2 separate regions of the Homo sapiens genome follow, and region 1 is linked to region 2. Evidence: chromatin contacts called from ENCODE Hi-C or POLR2A ChIA-PET data. All regions are on one chromosome and are shown on one strand. The core of a region is the stretch at or near the end of the contact, and the rest is flanking DNA. Distances in the headings are between cores, read along the strand shown. Region 1 holds the start of IGF2BP2 (insulin like growth factor 2 mRNA binding protein 2). Region 2 holds the start of TMEM41A-DT (TMEM41A divergent transcript).

The links. A loop is a pair of places that touch in the nucleus more often than their neighbours do. ChIA-PET counts read pairs that join two places held with the same protein, here RNA polymerase II (POLR2A). Pooled maps may share reads with other maps.
Region 1: a loop to region 2 is called in a pooled map, with 5 times the contacts of the local background. The contact joins the promoter of IGF2BP2 here to the promoter of TMEM41A-DT in region 2. A Hi-C loop is called at or near these places in 1 of 37 single-sample maps with no recorded cell type and 5 of 50 pooled maps. POLR2A ChIA-PET finds 5 or more read pairs at or near these places in 1 of 52 experiments (activated naive CD4-positive, alpha-beta T cell).

What each region holds. Positions count from the first base shown.
Region 1 is chr3:185,822,829-185,827,299 of GRCh38, reverse strand. It overlaps IGF2BP2 (insulin like growth factor 2 mRNA binding protein 2), which reads left to right and starts at 2,258. Exons shown (of 16, transcript NM_006548.6): 1 at 2,258-2,517; 2 at 4,087-4,147. The coding sequence starts at 2,340. RefSeq lists silencers at 1,441-1,530, 1,941-2,210, 2,222-2,452 and an enhancer at 3,392-4,255.
Region 2 is chr3:185,497,216-185,501,571 of GRCh38, reverse strand. It overlaps TMEM41A-DT (TMEM41A divergent transcript), which reads right to left and starts at 2,423. Exons shown (of 3, transcript XR_924792.3): 1 at 1,802-2,423. TMEM41A (transmembrane protein 41A) reads left to right here and starts at 2,537. Exons shown (of 5, transcript NM_080652.4): 1 at 2,537-2,729. The coding sequence starts at 2,611. RefSeq lists a silencer at 2,416-2,555.

The DNA of each region.
Region 1 (4,471 bases), core at 1,009-3,508, 330 kb before region 2:
CACCTAGTTTATCTATTACTTTGGGGATTAGTAACCAAGTTCATTCTCAACTCCTGGAGCAGTAAAATCCGATTCTTTTTCTAGAGAGAGAAAAAAATATGTGAATACTTGAGACAAAAGCCAGAATTCAAATAACTGCAAATATCTAGGTGAAAATGGATTCATTACTTTCTCCTCTGGATACCTAATTAGTTAAGAAGATCTCCTTCTGTAGAATAAAGTATTTTAAAAGTTCATGAATTCCTGGGGGAAAGAAGAGAAACAGGCATTAAGTGTCTGACCACCCATGTCTCAACACGCTAGGCAGTTATCCTTCTTGTAGCCCTCACAACAGCCCTGCGAGGACTGGTTATTTTATCTCCTTATAGATGAAGAAACTTAGGCTCGAGAATGCTGGAACATCTCAGGGCACAAAGATGGGGGCAGAGAGAAGGTCTGAGTCCGGGGCAGATAGGCCTTCCACTCCAACAGTGTTTACCAGACCAGAATCACCTGGGAGTACTTGCGGAAAATACAAAATCCAGCAAGCCCCATTCTCTCCACGCCGCTCATCAACAGGAAAGCTTGGGAAAGACAATACTACTTCACGACCCAGTCAGGAGACCCGAACTTGTTCCATTCCTACATTCGTGACTTCTCCACCCAAGGACACTCCCCGCACCCGCGCCCCAACGCCTTCACAAAACCCAACATATCCGCGATCAAACCTTCAACTCTCCCAGTGGCCCCCAGAGGTCCAGAGCTTGGAATCTTCTTCTGCCTCCTCACCTCTGAATCCCGCCATTCTTCTCCCTCCTGTAGAATTTCATTTCCTGGCTGGGACCAGGCTCTAACCATCAGGCTTCCAGCCGGGCCCCGGAACTTGCAGCCCGCTCTAGCCTGTCTGGCTCCTGCCCGAGCCCCTCGGCTCCAGCCTGCTCTCATCCCAACCCTGCCTCTTCCGTCGGTCACGTTGTTTCCTCCGCTTGGAAGGACCTCTTTCCTCTCCGGGCCCTTCCCAGTGCTCGGGGAACTCCTACACAGCCTGCGCTCCTCCGCTTCCAGCCACCCTCGCCTCCCACCACCCTGGCTTTGGAGCTGAACCGGCCGCGCAGCCGGGCGGCGACCATCCGTCCCCCGGCCGCTGACCCCAGCGCTCCGGCCTCGCCGCAGTCCCTGGCCCCTCGGCGTTCGTTTCCCCACCCGCCACCTGGCTTTCGCCGCCGCCGCCCGGGAAGCCCTCGGCACTTCCCAGAATAGAGAGCAGCTGCCAACGTCAGGCTGCCGCCTGCCGCGGGGTTCCGGACACGCGGGGTCTGGGCGGAGAGGACGTGACTCCGCGCTGGCCTTCCGCCTTCCCTCCCCGGTCGGGAAACTGAGGCCCGGGACCGGGAACCACTTCCCCGCGAGCACGGTCCGCGAGGGCCCGGCCAACCCCGGTCCTAGGCGTCCCGACTCCCGCGCGCGATCCTTCGACCACACGCGCCGCTCGGTCACCTCAGAGAGCGTGGCGGGGAGCGGGTCTCAGAGCGAGCGCACGGCCCGGGAACGCGCAGGGCGCCAGCCCCGGCCAAGTCGCTGCGAAAGTTGTTGTCTCCCAGCCTGCCCTCGCCTCTCACCTCCGGGACACACCTTCCCGCTTGCCCTGGCAGCAGCGCACTCACATCCGGTCCACCTTGCGCACACCCCTCTCCGCGCTCACTCGCAGCCCCTCTCCCTCCCACGCCCGCGGCTCCCCGTCGCCCCCTCGCGCGCTCCCACCCGCGCCCGGGGCGCGCCTTCCCCGCCCCGCCGCTCGCCCGGCCTCGGCGCCGCGCCCGCCCGGGGTTCCGGCGCCCGGAGCCCCAGCCCGGGGCCGCGACCCGCTTCCGCCCGCCTGGCGCGGGGCCGGAGCCCGAGCAGCCACTGCCGAGCGCGGTGGGCGCGAGGCGAGGGGCGCAGCGGCGCGGGGCGGGGAGGGGGCGCTCGCTCGCTCCCTCTCGGCTGCGCACACGCCCGTACAAACTCTCACACAGACACACGCGGGGTGCGCTGCCGCCGCCCGCCGCTGCTCCTCCTCCCGCCACCGCCTTGAGAGGGAGAGAGAGGGAGGCAGAGAGAGCGCTTTGTCCGCGCGCCGCCGCCCGGCCCGGGACTCTGCCCCGAGGAGGCAGCCGCGCCGAGTCCCCGCCTCCGCCTCTGCCCCCGGGCGGGCCGGGCCGGCCGCGGTGGGGGGAGCCAGGCTGAGGGTGGGGGTGGGTGGCGGGCGGGCGGAGGGCGGGGAGGGGGGGCGGAGGAGGAGGAGAGACGAGGGCAGCGGAGGAGGCGAGGAGCGCCGGGTACCGGGCCGGGGGAGCCGCGGGCTCTCGGGGAAGAGACGGATGATGAACAAGCTTTACATCGGGAACCTGAGCCCCGCCGTCACCGCCGACGACCTCCGGCAGCTCTTTGGGGACAGGAAGCTGCCCCTGGCGGGACAGGTCCTGCTGAAGTCCGGCTACGCCTTCGTGGACTACCCCGACCAGAACTGGGCCATCCGCGCCATCGAGACCCTCTCGGGTGAGCACTCAGCGCGGCCCCCTCCCCCCGCCTCGCCCCGCTCAGGCCGGGACGGCGCCGGGAGGGAGGCCGAGTCCGGCGGGCGGCGCCCGGCGGCGGCTCCCGCGCCCGCACGCTCACTTCCACGCACCAGACCCTCAACTCTCGCCGCCGGCCCGCTCCTGGGACGGCCCGCTCCCCTCCCCCCACAGCTCTGGACTCTGCCCTCGCCCTCGGGGCCGCAGCCTTGGGGCGCCCCCCGTGCCGCTCCGAAGGCTCCCGAGGCTCGCCGGCTCCTTAGGGGCACCCCTCGTTCGCCTGGCGCCCCGGGCTGCTCTGAGCTTCCCCGCCCCCCACCCTTTGAGCGTCCCCTGTCTCACTTCTCCCCTGACCTTCCTGTCACCCCCTTTGTCAGGGTCCCCCCTTCCCCAAATCCAGCGTCTCTTCCTCCTCCCCCGGCCGGACCTTCTCTCTTCCAGTGCCTCGTGCCCAGAACCTCTCGCCCTCTGGCGTCTCCTGAGCCGCACTCTCCTTTCGAGCCCCCTCCCCACCTCGCCCCACGGCCCCCCACTTTTGGCACCCCCTCGGCGCCACCCTGGTGACCCCCTTCGAGATCTCGGGGCTCCCCCAGCCCCAGCCCTCGCACGACGGCACATCCCCTCGGTCCTTTCCCGAACCTCAGTCCCCTCTCGCTTGCTCTCTCAAGCGCTCCTATTTTTCTCTGAATTTTTTGTCCGATTTTATTGAGAAGAACTCGGGGCTGGGGGCTTTCCGCCGCCCGTCCCCCCGCCTCCCGCTCGGCCAGAAGCACCTTTTTACGAGGTGCCCTGTCTCAACTCGGTGGGGGCCAGGGTTGAGAACCGGGAAAGAGGCGACCGGGGGGCCCGCGAGCGCGCTGGAGCCCAGACAGGAGACGGAGAGCGACACACACACACACTCGCGCGCGCGCACTCCCCAACTCTCCCCAGCACACGCTCCGCTCCCAGCCGCGCGGGCCCCCGGGCCCCGGCCGGCGCCCCCCGAACCCCGGCCCGGCGGGAGCCCCTTCCCCACCGGCGTGTGGAGTGGGGGCGGGGCGGCGGCGAGGCCAAGGTGACACCCAGGAGCGGGCAGGGACAGGGCTGTCGCTGCGGCGGACTCCGGGGGGCTTCGGCTCGTTTTCTCGGGGCCACCGGGAGGAGAGGGCAGGGAGGGGAGCCCGGTGGAGCCTTCGGGCCCCGGATTAGCGGAATGGAGAGGTGGGGGCCGGGAGAGCAGCGGGGCCGCGCCAGCCCTGCAGCTTGAGTTTCAAATGAGCTCATCCTTTCAAATTGGCGCCGCTCTTTATTAAATTTGTTTTTCCGGTAATGCCACCCACGGCTATACCTGGGGTCCGACCCGGGCTCGCACCCTCCTCGCCTTGTCCCGAGACACGGGGCGCCCACCTTTCTTTCTACTGGGAACCAAGTTCGCCCAGCTCGATCCGGGTAGGAGACCCCTTGGGGGCGCCCGAAGGCGGAGCCCGAGCGTGGAGTTCCGTGCGTGCCCCCCCTAGACCCCCGCGGGCTTGATCTAAGCAAGGTTCTGAGTGCTTTAATTTCTGTTTTAAAGGTAAAGTGGAATTGCATGGGAAAATCATGGAAGTTGATTACTCAGTCTCTAAAAAGCTAAGGTAAATATACTTTGCTTAGTTTTTTTTTTGCGATTGGCCTTACGTATAAGTAAAAAACGTACACACAGCTTTAAAAAACGTGCTCTTGGTAGTTTTTAAAGGGGCTTTTGTTTGTTTTGTTAGTGGAGATACATAGTTTAGAAAGCTACTTTTTTTTTTTTTACTTTCATTATATAAGGTGTTTACTGTTCTTGGAAAATATCTGGTGCCTAATTGGGGGTCGGGGTGGCGAACACCAGCTATGTTCAGTTCGCTGGGACCCTGTAACTTGTTTATCAAAAATTGCCTCCCACCCCCACCTCCCGCCCCTACCCCCAGCAGAAT
Region 2 (4,356 bases), core at 1,174-3,673:
GACCTGACCCATGAATTTAACAAACAAGTATTAAGTGCCAGGGTTAAGGGTTGAGACAGAAAGAAGATAGTTGAGACATTGTCTCATTGATGGAAATGTTCACTGTCTACTAGGGAGATGGATAATGACACTGGAATATGTATTTGTGACAGGATTAGAGACATTTCTCAGGGGGCCCCAAGCATAGAGAAGGAATGATTCTGACTATAGGGGTTGGAAAAGCCCTCTCAGAGAAGGTGATAATTATCCTGGGTCCTGATGAAAGAGTAGAAATTTGCCAGGCAGAGAAGATTGACAGATGGCTAGAAGAGTGGTGTGATGGGGCATGAACTAACATGGTGTGTTCAGCTGGAATGGAGGGCTGACACCATTTTCCCCCATTTTCTTAAGTGGAAATTTGACACATACACAAGAATAGAAAAAAAAATAGTTTAACACCCAAATAGTATAAAACACCCAGGTGATCACCCAGCTTCAACAACTATCAGCTCATGGACAATCTTGTTCTACCTACATGCTTACTCACTAAACCCCCATACCATTATTTTGACACAAATCTCAGACATTGAATAATTTCATTTGTAAATAATTTTTGGTTCTACATGCTATAACAATTCTGTGAAAAAAATTTTAAATAAATAAATACTTTGGTATCTTAAAAAGTTAAAGTATATCCTCTTTTTGTCCTTAAAAAGGAGTGATACATAGCATACTCTAACACTGCAACTTGTTTGTTTTATTTGTATCTTAGCCATCTATCTGGTGACCACACTGTATCAGGATATGTAGAATTGCTTTCCTCTTTTAGGAGGCTACCTAGTATTCCATTTGTGAATAGTTAACCTAGCCAGTCACCAGCTGATGGGCATTTAGGTTGTTCCCAATCTCCTAACATAAAAACAAAGCTGAGAGAATACCCTTAAATATACATCTTTGCTACCTATGGGGATTCTTGGATGTGGAATTAAATTCCAGTACATTCTTGGATGTAGGTTACATTCTTGGACGTAGAATTGCTGAGATCTTGTGCACATGGATTCTGAAAGGTGCTCCCTATTTGGCCCAACAGGTGCTTTAAATGATAGGACAAGGATGCTTTCTCTCTGTTGTCCAGGCTTTTGACACTTTGGAGTTCTCTTTCTGTCCCTTCCTTCGTTTACTCAGTGACATATCATACCAATCCAACTACCCCCAGCCTCCTCCCTCCATGTCCACTGCTGTGGTCCTGGGTCAGGCCTGAGTGCTTTCTTTCTTTCTTTTTTGAGACAAAATTTCGCTCTTGTCGCCAAGGCTGGAGTGCAGTGGTGCAATGTCGGGAAAGTAACTGCAACCTCTGCCTTCCAGGTTCAAGCGATTCTCGTGCCTCAGCCTCCCGAGTAGCTGGGATTACAGGCACATGCCATCATGCTCGGCTAATTATTGTATTTTTAGTACAGACGGGGTTTCACCATGTTGGACAGGCTGGTCTCGAACTCCTGACATCAAGTGATCCGCCCGCCTGGGCCTCCCAAAATCCTCGGATTACAGGCGTGAGCCACCATGCCCAGCCAGGCCGGCGTACTTTCTTATCAGGACAGTTGTGGCTATCAAGTCAGCACGTATTCTAATCATCTGCCAAAGCGAACATCCTAAAACAGGAACGAAATCATTCTCTTACTTAAACACCTCTGTTGGTGTCTCATCTACATTATTAAAAATCTAACTCCTTAGCCTGCCTTCAGTGCACTCTTGTTTGTCCCCAGATTCTCACTTATTTCTCATATACCTTAGGCTTCACTGAAACTGGATTCTGGTGCCTTACCTGGGACCGTGTTCACCCATTCCCTTCTTTTTCTGCTTGAAGAAAAGTGTTGCTCATCCTTGAAGGTAAACTTAAACTCCATGTCCTCCATAAAGCCACACAGTGTTAAGGGCCACTGGTTTTGGACTCAGGTTGACTTGGATTCTTATACTGTCTCTCTTTTGGGGGGATGTCATTTAATTCTTCTGAAACTCAGAGTTTTCATCTGTTAGAGAAAGACAAAAATACCTACCTTGGAGGATGATTGTGAGGCTCAGGGATGCGGGAATATAGTAGGAGCTGAATTAAAAGCAATTCTGATTATTTCCGTGGTCACTATTGCCGCCCCACCGCACTTGATTGCAGCCCCTGGTGCTACACCAGCTACATTTGCTTTATGTGACAGCAGGTTGTGGACAAGACTGCCTTGATCTCTAGACTGCAAGCTCGCTGTGGGCCGGGCTCACGATTCACCCCCGGATCTCCCAGCCCTGGCACCAAGCCGGCACTGGGGGCGCGCCATGCCTGCAGAATAAGTGGGGAAAGCGACAGGGATAAACGTAGAAAAACAAGCACAGACAGACGGAGAGAGGGCAGACTGGGAGGCAGGTTTTTCCCGGAGTCTCCACCGAAGGACAGAGAGGGCGGAGTCAGAATCGGGGGCGGGGGCCTGGCTCAGGAGGTGGGGCCTGGTTCGGAGGCGGGTCTCGGCGCGGACCCCTCCCTGGTCCGTCAGTGAACGTGCTCCGCGGGCTCAGTCCGCCCGCCGCTGCGTCCCGGAGTGCAAGTGAGCTTCTCGGCTGCCCCGCGGGCCGGGGTGCGGAGCCGACATGCGCCCGCTTCTCGGCCTCCTTCTGGTCTTCGCCGGCTGCACCTTCGCCTTGTACTTGCTGTCGACGCGACTGCCCCGCGGGCGGAGACTGGGCTCCACCGAGGAGGCTGGAGGCAGGTGCGTGGCGGGAATCCGGGTTCGGGTCAGAGGAAGGGAGCCGGGTCCGAGGACCGGGGCTGGGAATCGGAGATTCGGAGATTCGGGTTCCGGTATCGGAGGCGTTGGGAATTGAGGTTCACTTATCGGACTGGAATCCGGGTCTGGTATCCGGGCCCGCGTCCGCACGGTCTCGGACAGAAGGGTGGATGGGAGCCCGGCTCCGGGCCTGACTGGGACCTGTGTGGTGCTGGCTGCAGGGTGTGCAGGGCGTCACGCCGCGGTGCCTTTGGTTGGGTGGATTTGCCGAGGGAGACGCGGCGCTGAGCCTGCCCGCGCCGTTGCTTTCCCAGTCCCAGCCCTGGGCCCCATTTCCAGCCCACCTTCGCCCCCGTGCGGGCCCCCAGCCTCTTCAAGTCCACTTTCAACTGTCTCTCCTCCTCCCCACCCCACTTACGTCAGGTCTGCCCTTGAGACTTTAGACATTAGATCTTCAGGAGAAATATTGCATAGACAACTTTAAATTATTCACGAATTAATTATCGACTCTGCCCGTCTTCCTGGTTGTCTCTACTTTTACCTTTTTTTTTTTTTTTTCTGAGACGGAGTCTTGCTCTGTCACCCAGGCTGGAGTGCAGTGGCGCGATCTCGGCTCACTTTAACCTCCTCCTCCCGGGTTCAAGCGATTCACCTGCCTCAGTTTCCCAAGTAATTGGGACTACAGGCGCGCGCCACCACGGCCGGCTAATTTTTGTATTTTTAGTAGGGACGCGGGGGGGGGGTCTCATTATGTTGGCCAGGCTGGTCTCGAACTCCTGACCTCAGGTAATCCGCCTGCCTCAGCCTCCCAAAGTGTTGGGATTACAGGCGTGAGCCATCGCGCCTGGCCTCCTTTTCCCCTTCTAATGAACGACTGGTCGAGGCAGGAGGCAGAGCAATACTTACCTGGCCGGTTTTTGTGAGTGCTGCATACTCTTTATAAAGTGCATGGAAGTGTGCCTAGTACAGCATTGCGTGGTTAAGGGAATTACTGATATTTGACTATTAAGGCAGCTGTTTTCAGTTACTGTATTCTTTTGCTGTAGCTAAGAAGGCTCTGCTGTGGGTGTCGGACATACCGAGAGAAACTCTCGTGAGAAGTAGGAGGGTTTGCTCATGATTAATCAGTGATGGATTCAAGGACTGTTCAGATGGCAGAGGCAAGATAGCCTTGCTACTATAACCCTTGGGCAGGATTCAAAGTGCATTGAGGACCAGATTAAGAGCAGAGTTAAATAGTAGGCTCTTTGAAAGGGTTCGATTCAAGCCTGACATATTATCAAAAAAGTTACATTTATCCTATGGGATAGATATACTTTCCTGAAGAATCTCTAATTGGCTTTATAGTGAATGCTAAAAAGTCGTTTTACTTGGCACCTCAGGAACAGTTTGAAGTCTGAATTGTTCTTGGTTTGTGGGGGAGGCAGTGTCCTTGAAAGGAAGGCAATTTGAGACATTTAGAACTTGCCTGGAAATGAATCCATTTGCCTCTTAAGAACAGATTCTAAAATCCCAGAGCTAAAGGGGAACTTAATGACTGTTTAGCACCAACCTCTCACTTTTTAGATAAGGAAAGAGACTCAGGGACTAGTCCAAGGACGTAAAACAG